Regions from separate parts of the Homo sapiens genome. Here region 2 is linked to region 1. A link is an interaction called in ENCODE POLR2A ChIA-PET data of the cell type or tissue named here. Cell type or tissue: A673. All regions are shown on one strand.

Region 1 (8,000 bases):
CACCGGGAGTCACCAATTAGGACTAGAAAACATTTCCCATCCCTTGCCTGCAATTACAAGCAAGCTGCCAGGAGCCAGGCTGATTCCATCCAGAGTTGTCCCATTAACATCCAAGTAAGAGCTTGGAACTGAGTGTGCCTTGAACAGACAGGAACACCCCTATCCCCCAGGCACATTCCAATAACGTCAAGGGCAGCACCATGTGAGAATGGCTCGGACCACTGGCTCCGGGGGGGAGCTTCGTGCATCCTAATGGCATGTTCACAGCAGACACCTACAGACTGCCAGTTTAACAAGAGAAAAGCAAGGCAGCAATTAGTGCTATCAGAAACAGAGGGGGAAAAATAAGACAGTTGAAGAAATTAAGAAATATACAACTAGCAGTGGCTCATGCCTGTAATCCCCGCACTTTGGGAGGCCAAGACTGAGCAGATCGTTTAGCTCAGGAGTTCGAGACCAGCCTGGACAACATGGTGAAACCCTGTCTCTATAAAAAACACAAAAATCAGCTGGGTGTGGTGGCATGCGCCTGTAGTCCCAGCTACTCTGGAGCTGAGGTGGGAGGATGGCTTAAGCCCAGGAGGCAGAGGTTTCAGTAAGCTGAGATTGCACCACTGCACTCCAGCCTGGGTAACAGAGCCAGACCTTGTCTCAAAAAATAAATAATAAGAAATATACAACTAAACAGTGCCTTAAAGTAGAGGAGAGATGATTACATCCTCTCGCAGGTGTGAGGAGAAAGTGTTGGTAACACACGTCAAATAGGACCAAATGCAGACCTTTTCCTTTCTGTAGGGAAGATGCAGAAAACATCTCAAATTACACATGCCCTTCAAAAGTTTGAGCAAGTCTGCTCTGGGGTGTCAAGGGCTTCAAAGCCCTGTGCTGGGAGAAAACTGGAATGCAGCATCTCCCAGAGCTACAGCATGTGGCCACATTCCCTGGCTCTCAACACAGCCTCCCTCAGCTAACGTGAAGAGCACAAAACTGGGAGAAAACTCAGAGGTAAAATAAACCCCACACGGACAACACCGGGCGAGAAACAACTGCTTGGCATATTTTCTCACTTTTATTCCCCTTCTGGAGCATCTACAGACAAGCTGCCCATCCATGCCACACAGCTGTCACCATGAACCTCAGGACTAACCCACAGGGACGGACCCTGTGCCACAGAAGGGAATGCAGAGACCCTCAAACTGGACATTATACCCCCCCCATCCCACCCCACTGAAACAATGCACATACTCTATACTCAACATTTTCATTCAGTACCAGGAGGGTCAGGGACCCTAGAAACCCACCCAGGGACAGCAGGGTAAGAATCCCTGTTTTGCGTGACACATGACCTGCCCTCTTGTAAACTATGAATCAAGCCCATTTTATGAAAAATACCCGTGGAGTTTTCAGAAATGCACAAACATCCTTTCAGACTATCTTCACCCATCTAAGGTGAAATTAAATATTGCTTAAAAAAAAGCAGTTATTCTTTTTTCATATTTTAATTAATAACAAATTTCATTAGGAACAAAGCCTGAAGAGGAATAGCCCTTTGGTTTTTTTCTAGAAACTGCCAAGATCTCCAAATAAATAGCATGAACCATAGTTTTACTCATAATTAATAAAAACACACTTCAAAATAAAAAGATATAACAAAAATTAAAATAAATAAATAAATAAATAGGCCAGGCGCGGTGGCTCACATCTATAATCCCAGCACTTAGGGACACTGAGGCAGGTGGATCACCTGAGGTCAGGAGTTTGTGACCAGCCTGGCCAACATGGCAAAACCCCATCTCTACTAAAAATACAAAAATTAGCTGAACATCATGGTGCACACCTGTAATCCCAGCTACCTGGGAGACTGAGGCAGGAGAATCACTTGAACCCGGAAGGCGGAGGTTGCAGTGAGCTGAGATTGTGCCTCTGCACTCCAGCCTGGACGACAGAGAGTCTGTCTCAAAAAAATAAATAAATACAATAAATAAACACACTTCAGAGTCTAAACAAGTGTCTAGAATTAAGATTTTCTAGCATGTAGCTAAGACTTCCATTAAAATTTAGATCTGCTGCCTCCCCTTCATTTCATTTTATTTTATTTCCCTTCATTTTAAAAAGACACCTTAAAAAAAGGTCCACCGGGTAGCGTCCTGGAAGCACACAGGACAGCAAGGAGAGGATGGTTTTAGAGAAAGAGGGCTAGGCTGAGAGACTTGACCTTGAAACTTCCATCCTCTTGCCCTTGGGTGTAAATGATTTGAATATTGAGAATGTCTTGCAATATAAAGCCAGAGTTCACGAGGCTGTTTGTTTTGGGTTCTATTAGGCCTGAGGGAGTCACAGAGCTTGAAGAGCGGAAAAGTACAAAAGAGTTATTAGAAGAAACTCTAAGACACCCCTTACCTCCATCAACAATGCTTCAGAAAAAAAAAAAAAAAAAGGAAAGACTAGTAGCACCCTAAAGATGACTCCTGTAGGTGAAGTGTGACAGAAAGCCTGGGTCTGGTTGTTGGTGGAGGCTGCTGAATTTCTGGATTTGCACTCCCACAAGATTTACGCAAAGTCAACGGAGGCAGGAGGACTAAGAGAGGGCGGAAGTCCCTCTGTGGGAGGAGGGAAAGGCCAGCCCCCAAGCCCCGGGGGAGATACGGGACAATGCTATGTAAAGCCAGAAACAGAAGATTAAGGGGCAGGTCTCCAGGTCTAAGGAGACAGCAATGAAGAGATGAAAGATAAGGGCTGCATCCCAGCTTCTGAAAAACCCGAGGGTTTCTTTCCTTTTTTTTCTTTCTTTCCCTTTTTTTTTTTCTGTCGCCAAGGCTGAAAGCCTGTAACCTCTGCCTCCCTGGTTCAGGCGATTCTTGTGCCTCAAGCCTCCCGGGTAGCTGGGATTACAGGCGTGTGTGCCACCACACCCGGCTAACTTTAATTTTTGCATTTTTAGTTGAGACTAAAATTGGGTTTTTAGGGTTTTGCCATGTTGCCCAGGTGGGTCTTGAACTCCTGGCCTCAAGTGATCTACCCGCCTCAGCCTCCCAAAGTGCTGGGATTATAGGCAAAAACCTGAGAGTTCTTTTTTTTTTTTTTCTTCATGTTTTTGAGACAGAGTCTCATTCTGTCGCCCAGGCTGGAGTGCAGTGACGCGATCTTGGCTCACTGCAATCTCCGCCTCCTGGGTTCAAGTGATTCTCCTACCTCAGCCGTGCACCACCACGCCTGGCTAGTTTCTGTATTTTTAGTAGAGACGGGGTTTCGCCATGTTTGCCAGGGTGGTCTCGAACTCCTGACCTAAGGTGATCCAAACCGCCCCAGCCTCCTGAGGGTTCTTGAAGTGAAATCTAAACTCTGTCCTAAGGCCCCCAGGAAATGTGGAATAAGTTTAGATGCCTAGGATGATGGTAGAGGCCCTGAAAAAAATGTTCCCACAGACGACAGAACAGTGGGTTTTACAACACTTGACCAGGATGGGCACAGTGCAGAGTCTCCACAACACCCTCAAATACTTGGGATGGCTGATCCATACTATGTAAGAGCCTAGTTGACCAGTTCAGGCCAACCCACGACAGGCTACAAGTTTTAGTTAAGAGATCAGACACTAAAATGGTCTGAGCCAGGAGGGAGCTTGACAAACAGCAAAGGCATCTCTTGAAGGATGGGCTGAGTCTTGGCTAGGCTGGGGACAGAATCAAACCAGGCTAAATGTTCCACGAGGGCCATGCCTGTTCTGCCTGCAAAGCTCGGGGCAAAACTATCTCTTCTAACCACCTCACATGTGCTCTGAGGGCTGAGACAGCTGTGATGACGGCTTTGAGTTCCAGGAAGTTGATGTGTTTCTTGGCTTAGGGTCCAGGCTATGCCTTGGATAGGGCGGCAACCCAAGAAAGTCACCCCCACCCCCCCACACCGGCAACCCGTGGCTGGCACAGGCTTTGGTAAGACAGGAGCCTTAGAGCAGGCCCCTACACCATGGGGCACCGTGAGCTGCTTCGTCCAACTCTGATCTTCTCTTCCTGGGTGAGAAGGGACTCCTAAGAGATTGGGGAGAGCTGGGCATGGTGGCTCATGCCTATAATCCCACCACTTTGGGACGGAGAGGCAGGAGGATCACTTGAGGTTAGGAGTTCAAGACCAGCCTGGGCAACACAGCAAAACCCATCTCTGATACAGAAAAAAAAGAAGCCGGGGTGGGGGGATGCATCCCTTGGTACAGGCCACATTCAAGACAAAAGTGCAGAGGTGAAGGGGGGCAGCAAACTTGGGACCCAAGATATATATGTCGGCCTCCTCTTTGGGTATCTTCTGAGCTCCAGAACACTCCTATACTCTCATCCTCTCAAGACTACAGCAAGCCAGGCACAGTGGCTCATGCCTCTAATCCCACCACTTTGGGAGGCCAAGTGGGAAGATCACTTAAGACCAGGAGTTTGAGACCAGCCTGGGCAACGAAGTGAGACCACATCTCTATAAGAAATTTAAATATTAGGCAGGTATGGTAGCACCCTCCTGCAGTCCCAGCTACTTGGGAGGCTGAGGCAGGAGGATTGCATGAGCCCAGGAGTGCGAAGCTGCACTGAGCTAGCATGACGTCACTGTACTCAAGCCTGGTCAACAGGGCCAGACTTTATCTCCAAAAAAAAAAAAAAAGACTAATGGTCAGGCTCTTTAACCTGCCATTCAAGAGTCTCCATGCTCTGGCCTCAGTCCACCTTCTGGCCCCGTCGCACACCAGTCCCCTTGGTTACCCTTTCTGCTCAGTTCCTTGCCCCAGAATATCTGCCTGCACCCCTCTCCTGACCTCATCCCTCATGGCCATGTTCCACATGACTCCCACTGACCCATGGCTCGTGGTTCCAAATTCCAGGACACACTCACCTCTAATGTTGCCATCACACCCATCACACTTCATCATGGCTAACCATTTTTGAGCACCATGTGCCACATGCACTGTCTCATTTAATCCTCAAAACAACAACCATGAGGATTGTTCCCAGTGTACAGCCATAAAGACAAAGGTTGAGAGGGACTGAGTCACTTGTCTCCAAGATCCTAGAGCTGCTGCGTGGTAGAGCAATGTAATAAATCCAGTTGCTGAACTCTGTTAAATTTCTTTTGGAAAAGTGTGCGACTCCTGGCCCATGGCTGGAGAGCACAGGTGTGCTCCCTTAGTCACGTTCTCTGACTTCTAATAATCTCGCTCTGCATCACTGCTGCCCTTCCAGATGCTCTGCACCTGGCTTTCCATTTCCGTCCCCGTCAAGGCAGGAAGGCGGAGTGCTCTCCTCCCCCTTCACCTCTGCCCTCCTCTCCCTGGCAGGAGGCAGAACTGGACTTCCACCTCAGTCTAAAAGGTTCGTTGCAGCGGGCAAGAGTTTGGAAACACTACGCTTGCTCTGCAAAGTGATGGGGCACTTCACGTTATATACCCTTGTGTTCTAGAAGCAGCCAAGCAAAGGAGGCTCTGCCTGAATCCTGAACAGTCTAGTCCTATCTGATGAGCTGACCTTGCAGAGAAGATCCACCAACACGAGGCAGGGAGAAATTAACTACTACAGACCCTCCACCAAACAAACCCCAAGGGCATGAGCATCCAGCCCTTTATTAGAAATGCAAATTCTCAGTCCCACCCCAGACCTACCGAGTCAGAAACCCTCTGGGGGCTGGCACAGCAGTGTGAGTTTCTGAGTTAACAGCTCTCTGGAGGCTTCCATCCAGCCCTGAGAACCAGCTCATGAAGAAGCTCAGGATCTCACTGAAAACCTTCCTTTAGTGAGGATTTGGGAGAAGCTGCTTGGCTTATCATACACCTCCAGAGCAAAAACCAAGGCCCTGGGTCAGAGACAAAGATCCCCATTTCTAACTCTGGCTTTATCTACCACAATAAAAAATAATAATAAATGAGGGACAGGGAGGAATGGATCTATGCAGGGCTTCCTCAGGAACAAACACACATCAGAGGTAGGCTTCAGACAGGCAAGGCCAGCCTGCAGTGCATGGCTGGCAAAACCACATGGCCTGGGCCTTCACGCAGCCCTGGATCCTAAAAGCCTTCTCTCCAGCAAACAGCAGTTGCCAAGCCTGTGGTACTTCCCGAAAAGCTCCTTGGAGGTGGTTGTGGATCACCTCCAAACCTGAGCCCTTCAGCCAGGATTCCTGGTGGCCCCGGATACCCTCCCTCACCTCTCTGCTGCTCCTGGGCAGTGAGGAGTGAGCAACAAGGGGCAGGTGACGGGGAGAACAGTTAGGGAGATGACCTCAAGGGGAGACACGCAGCCCTGGGGTTCCCTCTTACAGCCTTGGAAACTGCTCACCATCTACTACAGTTTATCTCTTAATGGGACCAGAGGGTGGAGGAAGGAAAATCAGAGGTCATTCTCACAGGCCAGGGTGTCTGCTCCTTACTCTGACTAGGTTTCAAATACCCCGCTGGTCTTGACCTGGAGCATTTTATTAGAAATAACACAAGCTACTGATGCTCCTTTTCAAAAGCAATGTCGGTTGTTCTTAGGTAAAGGAAAACTTCAATATTTTGTAAAGTGTGGGGGAAGGAGCAGCTTAATGCAGAGTAATAGGTTCCATGCAGGAAGCAGCTTCTCTTAAAAATCACTTGGACATTTAAATTATTACATTAAATATAACTTCAGCAGGGAGGCACACATTGACTGGGGAGACAGGGTCCCTGCCTACCAAATTTATCTACGTCAGTCAGATTGAGTATTTAAAACATGATCCACGGGAGAGCTAGGGAGATTTTCTGGACAATGCCAGATAAAACCATCCTGTGGTACCCCATTCTTCTTCCTGCACCTCTCTGCAAGGCTCTGTGCTTCTTTAAAGGAAGGAAATGGGGCACAGTCCCAGTGATAAGCTTTCCTGCTAGTACATGAGGACTATGAAGAAGCTGACTCCACTTCTTGTAGCTCTTCTCCAGGGAGCATGTCTTCCTGCCAGGATCTAACTACTGCCAGATTTGCAAGGCCAAGACACAGCTGCTAAATGGCAGCCATTTGTCACACAGCACCCGGCTCCCCTGGGAGGGGACACAGCAGCCCTCGGCACTCAGCTGTGGGAAGAGTTGAGTCCCTGGCCCTTTCCCCAAAAAAGCCAGACTTTTCCTAAACATTGTTTTTCAGCCTGCCTGCCAGGACCCTGGTATTTCATCACTTTCTTGCCTAACTTAGCAGAAACATGTATCGTCTCTACTCTGGGTGCCCAAGGTGGACTATGCTCTAATAAGGAAGCACCCATGCTGGACCACAGGGGCAGAGGGCCCACAGGGCACCCTCACCTACCCCCAGGGCAAGGCAGGGTTTCCTGGGCCAAGGCTAAAGATGTCCCACAGGGAATTAAGTTGAGCAGCTCCCCTGCCCTGTCCCACCCTAAGATCTGCTCTCCTGGCTTATCAGGTAGACCCAGGTGCAAGAAAGGGTAGGAAGAGGCCTCCACAACACACCTTGGTTGAGGAATTTGAAAACAGAAAAGAATGTTGCTATAAGTAACAGAAAACAGGATTCAAGTCAGAGTATACTGGAAATCTAATGTGCATCCAATTATATTTTTTCCAGAGCACCCACTTCCCTGATAACCTAGGGCACTAACACTTGTGACATAAACTCTATGCTAGAAATATGCTAGGCACTTTACATATATTTAATCCTCCCCCACATCTTGTAAGGTAATGATTAGGTTATTTGCTAGATATAGCACAGCTCTTAAAGGGCGGAGCCAGGAGTCTAGCCTGGGGTTGTCTGACTCCAAAAATCTTGTACTTTCCACTGTAGCACAAGAAGGGTCTTTGAAAAACCATTTGGAGAAGGGTCATTAGCAAGCTAGAGGATTGGGAAACCAAGTCAAGGGGAAAACTGGAAATGGCTAACAGAATGGAGACAAGAGCCAGCTACAAAAGCTGCAGGACTGGTGTGTGGAAGAGGGGCACACTCATTGCACAGGTCCACCATGGAAGGAATGAGGCACAAACAAGTAACTCTGGAGCTCCATGATTCTTT
Region 2 (8,000 bases), 260 kb after region 1:
TGTCTCCATTTTCTCTCCATGAGCACAGGCATGTGGAAGTGTGGCATCACACACACACACCCACACCCACACACCCACACCCACACACACCCACACACACACACACACACACACACACACACAGCCGTGGTCTCTACTCCAGCTGTCAGAATGTCTGATTTTTGGGAGGGGTGGACTCACCTTTCCTCTGCCTTATCACCTCCAGCTAGTGAGGTTTTGTTCCTACTGAAACAGTAGAGAACAAAGAGAAAGAGGCTAGGGGAAACTCAGAGCTCCAGCAAACAGAAGGGATGGAGAAAGTTCAGCTGCTTTGTCGTGGTTGTTATGCAACCACTTTGCTAGCCCTTACCTGGAAAAGAAAAAGTGGAATTGTATTTTTGGACTGCTAGAGCTGGTATAAAGAGTGAAACTATCGTAAACGGTAAAATGATAATATCAATTTCCTTATTTTACGGATTTCATAACTCAGGCAGAAGAGGAGTTAAATTGTAATAGTGCAAGGAAGTAGCAGAGCAAAAGTCACTGTCTGTTTCTTGGAACGATTTCTGCCTAACCAGTGATCATTTCTCAAGCCCTCTGAAAGCATGCCAAAAGCTGTCTGCAAAAGTAGCAACGGCCGAGCAGCCAGTACGGGGTGTTCTTGTCTTTGGGTGAAATGCTGAGCAGTTTTTGCAGTTTTCTCTTTAACTGGCTTTTTATTTGCTTTCATTTTAAGCAGTGCCTTCGTGTGGAAAGTGCACTGAACTAAGACTCAGAATATCTGAGTTCTAGTTCTACCCGGCCACAGCAAACTACCTGCCTTCTGGAGGCTGGGATTTCTCACCCATGAAAGCAGAAACAATCCAATTAGAGCTCTTTCATGGTCCATCCTAATTCAGGGGGCCAGGGTTTGGCAAACTACTGCCCACAGGCGGGGCAATCTGGCCACCGCCTGTTTATGTACTGTTCACAAGCTAAGAGTGGTTTTACATTTTTTCAATGTCTAAAAGAATCAAAGGAGAATAGTATTCCATGATACATAAAATGATATGACTTCAAATATCAGGATCTATAAATAAAGTTTTATTAGAACACTGATCTACTCACTCATTTGCATATGGTCTGGGGCTGCTTTCCCAGGGCAATGGCAGAGCTGTGTAGTTGCCATAGAGACCGTATGGCCAGCAGAGTTCACTCTCTACCTGATCCTTTAGAGAAAAGCTGTCCCTGTTGGCCACAGTACAACCTACTATCTTATTTTCTGCATTTATGAAAATAATAAAACCTCATTGAGTTACTGTAAGAATGAAATGAAATAATGGATGTGAAAGAATTGTGACCAAGCTAAAAGCATAAATACTCATCAGATGCACCTCAAATGAATTGAGGTGCATATTTATTATGCACCCAATATGATGCATAGATACCCAGCTACTAGGTGTTGCTAGCTGGAGGAGAAACAAGCCCTTACTAATAATATGCACAAAAACTAATGATATTTTTATTCAGCAGTGTTGAAAACATACAGGATAGGATTGCAGAGGTGGGAAATTATGTGTGCGTCTGGAAGGGAAAATAACAAGAACTTATTTGTCAGATTGGTGTAATTCTAAGTGAATTTTTAAATGTCTCCGTTAAACTACTGTTATAATTCTGTTTAAAAATAAATAAGAGTTTAGTGGGATATGATGGTGCAGGCCTGTAGTCCCAGCTACTCGGGAGGCTCAGGTGTGAGGACCTCTTGAGCCCAGGAGATGGAGGTTGCAGTGAGCAGAGATTGTGCCACTGCACTCCAGCCTGGGCGACAGAGAGAATCCCTGTCTCAAATAAATAAATAAATAAATAAATAAATAAATAAATAAATAGATAAATAAATAAATAAATGCAAAAGGAAAGTACCTGCCCCCCAAACTTGTTTCAATACTAATGTTTTAAAAAGGCTTTTTATTTCCAAAGTGAATGCTGAACTGCAAGGGGTAAGGTCTAATTGTCTGTATATTCCATCCTCAATTGTCTGCAGGCAGCACTGTGTCTCAAACACTTGAAAGATTTATATTGAAATATTAGAAACAAAATACACTTTTAGAAGAATTACAATAGCTGAGATCTATGGTTTTTGTTACAATAATATTGGAATAACCTGTCACCAATTAGACAGCTCATCTTTTACATATGTGTTTAACAAGAAAAGCAAAATTCCCCTTGTTAAAATTAACTTATTCAGAAAGTTGCAGGGGTTGGGGTGGGAGAGTGAACATTTAAAATGGGATTGAGTCAATTTCAGGGTTGGCAAAATGCAGAGGGATTGAATTTTCCCATGAGAGATTCAGAGGTTACATGTGCCAAAGAATAATCTAGAAACAGCAGAGCTTGGGGTTTTGCATCTTGTTCTGATAGTGACTGTCTAGAAAGCTTCCAGATCAACTCAGTTTGTCTCCCTCTGGTATCTTAACTAGTAAAAATGATGTTCTTGGCTGGGTGCAGTGACTCACACCTGTAATCCCAGCACTTTGGGAGGCCAAGGTGGGAGGATTGCTTGAACCCAGGAGTTTGAGGCCATCCTGGGCAACGAGCGAGACCCACGTCTCTACAGGAATAATTTAAAAACACTAGCCAAACGTGGTGGTGCGTGCCTGTGGTCCCAGCTACTTGGGAGTCTGAGGTGGGAGGATTGCTTGAACCCAGGAGTTTTAAGACCAGCCTGGGCAACATAGGGAGACTCTGTCTCTATTTTGTAATTTATAATTTTTAAAAAATAAAACAAAATAAAATAAAAGTGATGTTCTTTCCCCATGAAAGTGATCAGCTGTCGGGTTCACCTGGTGGAGTTTGCTGCAGGGGCAAAGCCTTATTGTGAGCTGTGAATGAATTCATCTGCACAGAAAGCAGGGTTGCCCCTCTTCCTGTCCCAAGGTGCAGGGTGGCTGGGCACCCCAGGGAGCTGGGCTACTGACTCCTGCGTCAGTGAAATGGTTCCTTCTGGTATTAGCTGCGGGACCTCGGGCAAGCCATGGAAACTGCTGAACCTTGACTTCCTCATCTTTGAATGCGGTGGATCTAAGCATGTTGACCGAGAACTATCCATGGAAGAGGGCAGACACCCTGCCTGGCACATAGTACTCTTTCAATACATGGTAGCTATTCTTATTAGCATAGGTGGTGAGGTAGCCAAAAAGCAGGAACAAAACAAATACTTCCTGAGGTTGGTAGGGGTTCAGGCAATTGCCCTTCTGTTTCTTTAAGCCCTGGATCAAGTGGTGAAGGAAGGCTGTCCAGCTCACTGGTTCGTAAGGGCTGAAAATGTCTGGCAGAACTTATTATCAAATTTACATCTTCATAGAGTGCCTTAGGCAGAAGGCAGTTCTTCAGCACTTGATGAGTGACTTTTTTCTCCTTAATATCCATCAAACAGAATAATAAAGTACACACTAGTCATTCGATGTGTCAGGAATGGCCAATAAACAATGACAAAGGATCTTTTACATTCTCACAATAAACACTGCTGTTCCTTCTCACCATCTTCCTTGATAAACACCATCTGGAGTTAGCTTTCCCCAAGAGGCAGCTCGCTGCCATGATGTAGGATGAAGTCGGTGGCCTCCTGAAGATTTATTTCTGCCTTTAAAAAAAATGTAAAGCATGGTAGCTGGTGGGGCTCCGCTCCCTGTTTTGGGGCCCTGGGTTCTAGCACTTCCCTTTCTGACTTGGGAGCCAACTTTAGGCAATGACCTATTTATTTTTCTGTCACTGCTGCTGCCTTTTGCTCTCCATTACAGGAGGGGCCGAACTGGCTGTGGGGAGTTGGGCGTTTTGCATGGGGGGATTTGGGGGCAGTTGCTGGGTGTGAGAGTGGCAAATGGAGGCGATGAGAAAGAGGATTTAAATTGTCAGTTCTGATAATGAATGGACACTCCCTCTTTGGTGTTTTTATGAGAAACAACAGTAGAGAATGAAATATATTTTTGGATGTTGCACTAGTGTTTAATTGAATGCTACATTGGACCATAACGGGGCCACCACTGTAAGCTCCTGCCTCATCCCCAGTGCCTAGAACAGGGCTGGGCACACTGAAGTGCTTAGGGAGGATTTGTTGAATAAATTGCCCTCCTCCTCCTTCCAGGTATGAATCTTATGAACTTAATGCCACAGATCTATAAATCTCCTTTTCAAGGAAGGAGCCAGTTATCAAAACTCTCTTTTGGCTGTTCTCTGCTCTTTCAATCTGTTCAGGCTGCTATACTAAAGCTACCTTAAACTGGGCAGCTTATAAACAACAGAAATCTATTTCTCACAGTTCTAGAGGCTGAGAAGTCCAAGGTCAAGGTGCCGGCAGATGCAGTGTCTGGTGAGCGTCCTATTTCTGTCTCATAAATGCTGTCTTCTCATCGTTTCTTCATGTGGTAGAAGGAGCAAGCATCTCTGTTATAAGGGCCCAAATCCCTTAGGGCAGTGATTGTGCCACTGCACTCCAGCCTGGATGACAGAGTGGGACGCTGTCTCAAAAAGAAAAAAAGAAAAAGAAAAAGAAAGCTAGGAGAGTCAGGCCATTGAGCTGAGCCGCATAGGAAGGTGAGAAGGTTGCCAGGTAGATGATGCAGGAAAAGGAGGGGAAGGGAAGATCGCAATGAGCCCAAGTGAGGACACACAGATATGCGTGGTCTTTTGCAGACACAAACTAGTTTTGTGTGGCTGAGGGATTGTAACATGCAGGCTTCATGAAGGAGAAAGAGGGGAGCAAGAACATGGGAGGAGATATCCTATTCCAAGTCCAGCCTGTTGCAGGTTGGGCTGTCCACACGCTGAGATGAAGTTTACGAGCAATCTAGGCCAATGAAGGGGGAGGAAGCAGGGCTGAACAGACGCAGACTTTGAATCGCACCTGAGACCTCTCAAAGCTTCAGCCAACCTAGTGGTAGGGCTATCCACCTCCTTGCTTTGGGTGTCTCTAATGGCAAGTGGGGAAGTCAGGCCCCACTGGCCCCGACACCAGCTGTCTAGTCTGCTTCAAGTTCTTTTTGGAAGGTCCTGGTTGGGATGGTGGCATCCACTGAGGCTCTCATTAACCCCTCTGTGACAGTGAACATGGATGCTACACCTGGACCAAGACCCAACTGGGGTCAAGAGACTCACATTGTGAAATCTGCAGGCCAACTCAGTATGGCTCTGGCACTGTGCGTGTTGCCTGGAAGTTGTGGGATGCTGTTCATAGCCCAAGGGCAGTGCCCACCCTCCCTCGCACACCCCTCGACTTGGTTGCAAACACATGTTTGAGCTCCGTGCTCCCTTCCCTATTCCCTTATCATTGAATGATTGACAGGCTGCCACATATGACATTTCCGATGGCCCATAGGAGGGCTGTGAGCACCACATGAAGGACACACCGGGACGTAGTCCAGCTCCAGGGTGCATCCACTACAAAGAAAAAGCTTGCCTGAGGGCTGTTTGTTTCGGAAGCTGGGTGAGGATGAAGCATGGCAAGGAGCAAGGGACAGAGTTGTGATTCATTTCTCTTATTATCAGGCCCTGCCAAAGATGCATCCTGTTTTTTTTAACATCCCACTTCCTGGGTCTAGATCCTGGCACAAGCATTTCCTAGCTGTGTGGCTTTGGTCAAGTTACTTGCCTTCTCTGTGCTGCAGTTTCCTCACATTTAAAACAGGAACAGTAATGAACGACAATGATAACTTGGTAGAGCTGTGGAAATCATTAGGAAGGTTAAATGCCTTAAGACTAAAGTGCTTAGAATGAGGTCTAACATGCTAGAAAAGTTAGCTCTTATCATGAATATTTTAAAGCCACACAAAGATACAACCCCGGCCGGGTGCAGTGGCTCACCTGTAATCCCAGCACTTTGGGAGGCCGAAGCAGGTGGATCACTTAAGGTCAGGAGTTTGAGACCAGCCTGGCCAGCATGGTGAAACCCTGTCCCTACTAAAAATACAAAAATTAGCTGGACATCGTGGTGCACGCCTGCAGTCCCAGCTACTCGGGAGGCTGAGGCGGGAGAATCGCTTGAACCCAGGAGGCAGAGGTTGCAGTGAGTCGAGATCATGCCACTGCATTCCAGCCTGGGCAACAGAGTGAGACTCTGTCTCGAAAAAAAAAAAAAAAGATGCATGGAAGGCCTGGGAAGAAAAGGGGATGTGCTGGGAGGAGAGAGATGGGAATGGATGTGATACTTAATTCCTTCCCTTCTTTAAGTTTTTGTGTATGTCACGTGCCCAGTGCTGTGTGAAGATGTGGGATTGCCCAAATATGAAACAGTCTCTGCTCCTGAGGTTTCACAGTTTAGGGGGCAACATACAAGCATCATAAAACATATCAATGCAGTGGCCTATGCACTATATCAGAGGTCTTTAAAGATGGCTATGGGAAGCAACTGCCTGGCCGGGAAGGCTTTGGAGGGGAGGGTGTCACAGGGTGAGGAGGAGTTCAGTGGTGGGGAGAGAGGAGGACATCTCGGATGAAGGATGGAGAGGGGAAGAAGGAGAGAAGGTGTGGAAGAGCTTGGGCTGCTCAGCCGAGGGAGAAGTTGCCTGTAGTGGAGCAGAGAGAGGTGAAGGTGATGGTTCCACAGGGCAACTGGCACCAGGCTGCCCGGAGTCCTGAAATGCCAAGCTGGGAGTTGGGACTTCATTCTAACAGCAAAGGGCAAAGGGCAAAGGACAGGGGCGAGATGTGATCCGATTCTGCATCTGGGAAGACTTCTCTGACTTCACGGCAACGCGGAGAATGTGTCGGAACGGGGAAGAAAATGGGGCTGGTGAGCAAATGTTCATGAGGCTCCTTCGCTGTCGGGGTGTGGGGTTCCTTTCCCTTCCTGGTTAGATCCTCGTTACTCAAAGCGAGGTCTGTGGAGTGGCAGGGCTCGCCAGAGCCAGCACCACCTGGGACCCGGCAGAGATGCAGCGTCCTAGGCCCCCTCCAGACCTGCCTTTCAACAAGATCCCCAGAGCACTCTAAGCGACTGGATCACATTGCACATTTAGGTTCTGAGTGTTTGGCCCTCACTCTGCGGCTGGAAGGTGGAGTTGAAGGAGAAAGGAGAGCACAGGGCTTTGGGGCCGACGGTTGCTGGGTCCCTGCAATGTTGGGACTGCTCATCCATGGCTCTCTCCCATGGCTTTTCTCAGTCAGGGCATTTGTACCTGCCAACCAGCACACAGACGTGTTTCCAGATGTTTCTGCTCATTGCGTGCTTAAAAATCGTCATTATCAGATTTTCACGTCCAGCCTAAGGCCACATGGAAAGTTATAAGTTGTTCCCACAGTTCTCCGTCCCGGCAGGACTTCTCCTGCATTACATTAACAGCCCCATTCATGGCCTTGATTTTCCAAGCGTTTTTCTGCTCTACCCTTCTAGAAGTTTCCAAACTTGCCTGTAGGTCTTTTTTGGGGGGAGGGGAGGATCTTTTAAAAAATTCTTTAATTTGCCAGCACGCTTTCCATTCATAAACAAACAGGAAGAAAGCCTTCCTCCTTGTCTAGGATGTAGGCATATTAACCTCAGAGAAACAAGATTGTGGATCTTGGGAGAAGGAAAAGCTGCATCCTGATATTGGGGTGCTGCTTTCCCCTGGCTCACACGCAAAGGCCAATGCATATGAGCTAACCATTGCATTGCCCCAAATAAGTGGGCCTCTAGGCTTCAAAGACTTTTTTTGGAGACAAGGTCTGGCTGTGGCCCAGGCTGGAATGCAGTGGCATGATCTCGGCTCATTACAGCCTCGGCCTCCTGGGCTCAAGCCATCCTCTCACCTCAGCCTCCTGAGTAGCTGGGACTACAGGTGCATACCACCATGCCCGGCTAATTGTTTCTTTTTTTTTTTCCTTTGGTAGAGATGGGGTTTTGCCATGTTGCCCAGGCTGGTCTTGAACTCCTGGGCTTAAGCGATCCTCCCACCTCAGCCTCCCAAAGTGCTGGGATTACCAGTGTGAGCCACCTTGCCCGGCCCAAAGACCTTTTATAAAAGCTGAAAATACAGCTTGCAGCCCTGCACTGTGCTTTTCTCAAACTACTG

What was found. Peaks named below come from ENCODE experiments on the same cell type or tissue, not always from the same donor. Only the 100,000 strongest peaks of a DNase experiment are listed, where the experiment ranks them.
Region 2: POLR2A ChIA-PET joins it to region 1 with 12 read pairs; 3 of 35 experiments call an interaction of 5 or more read pairs at or near these places.

What each region holds. Positions count from the first base shown.
Region 1 is chr6:7,168,589-7,176,588 of GRCh38, reverse strand. The region is part of intron 1 of RREB1 (ras responsive element binding protein 1); the gene reads right to left. Among named protein-coding and RNA genes, the nearest start is that of RREB1, 65 kb to the right of the region's middle. RefSeq lists enhancers at 6,620-7,119, 7,120-7,621. In A673, no CTCF peak of the experiment used is centred here; a DNase peak (open chromatin) is centred at 6,988; H3K27ac peaks cover 3,599 bases.
Region 2 is chr6:6,908,522-6,916,521 of GRCh38, reverse strand. No RefSeq gene overlaps it. Among named protein-coding and RNA genes, the nearest start is that of LINC03055, 27 kb to the right of the region's middle. In A673, no CTCF peak of the experiment used is centred here; no DNase peak of the experiment used is centred here.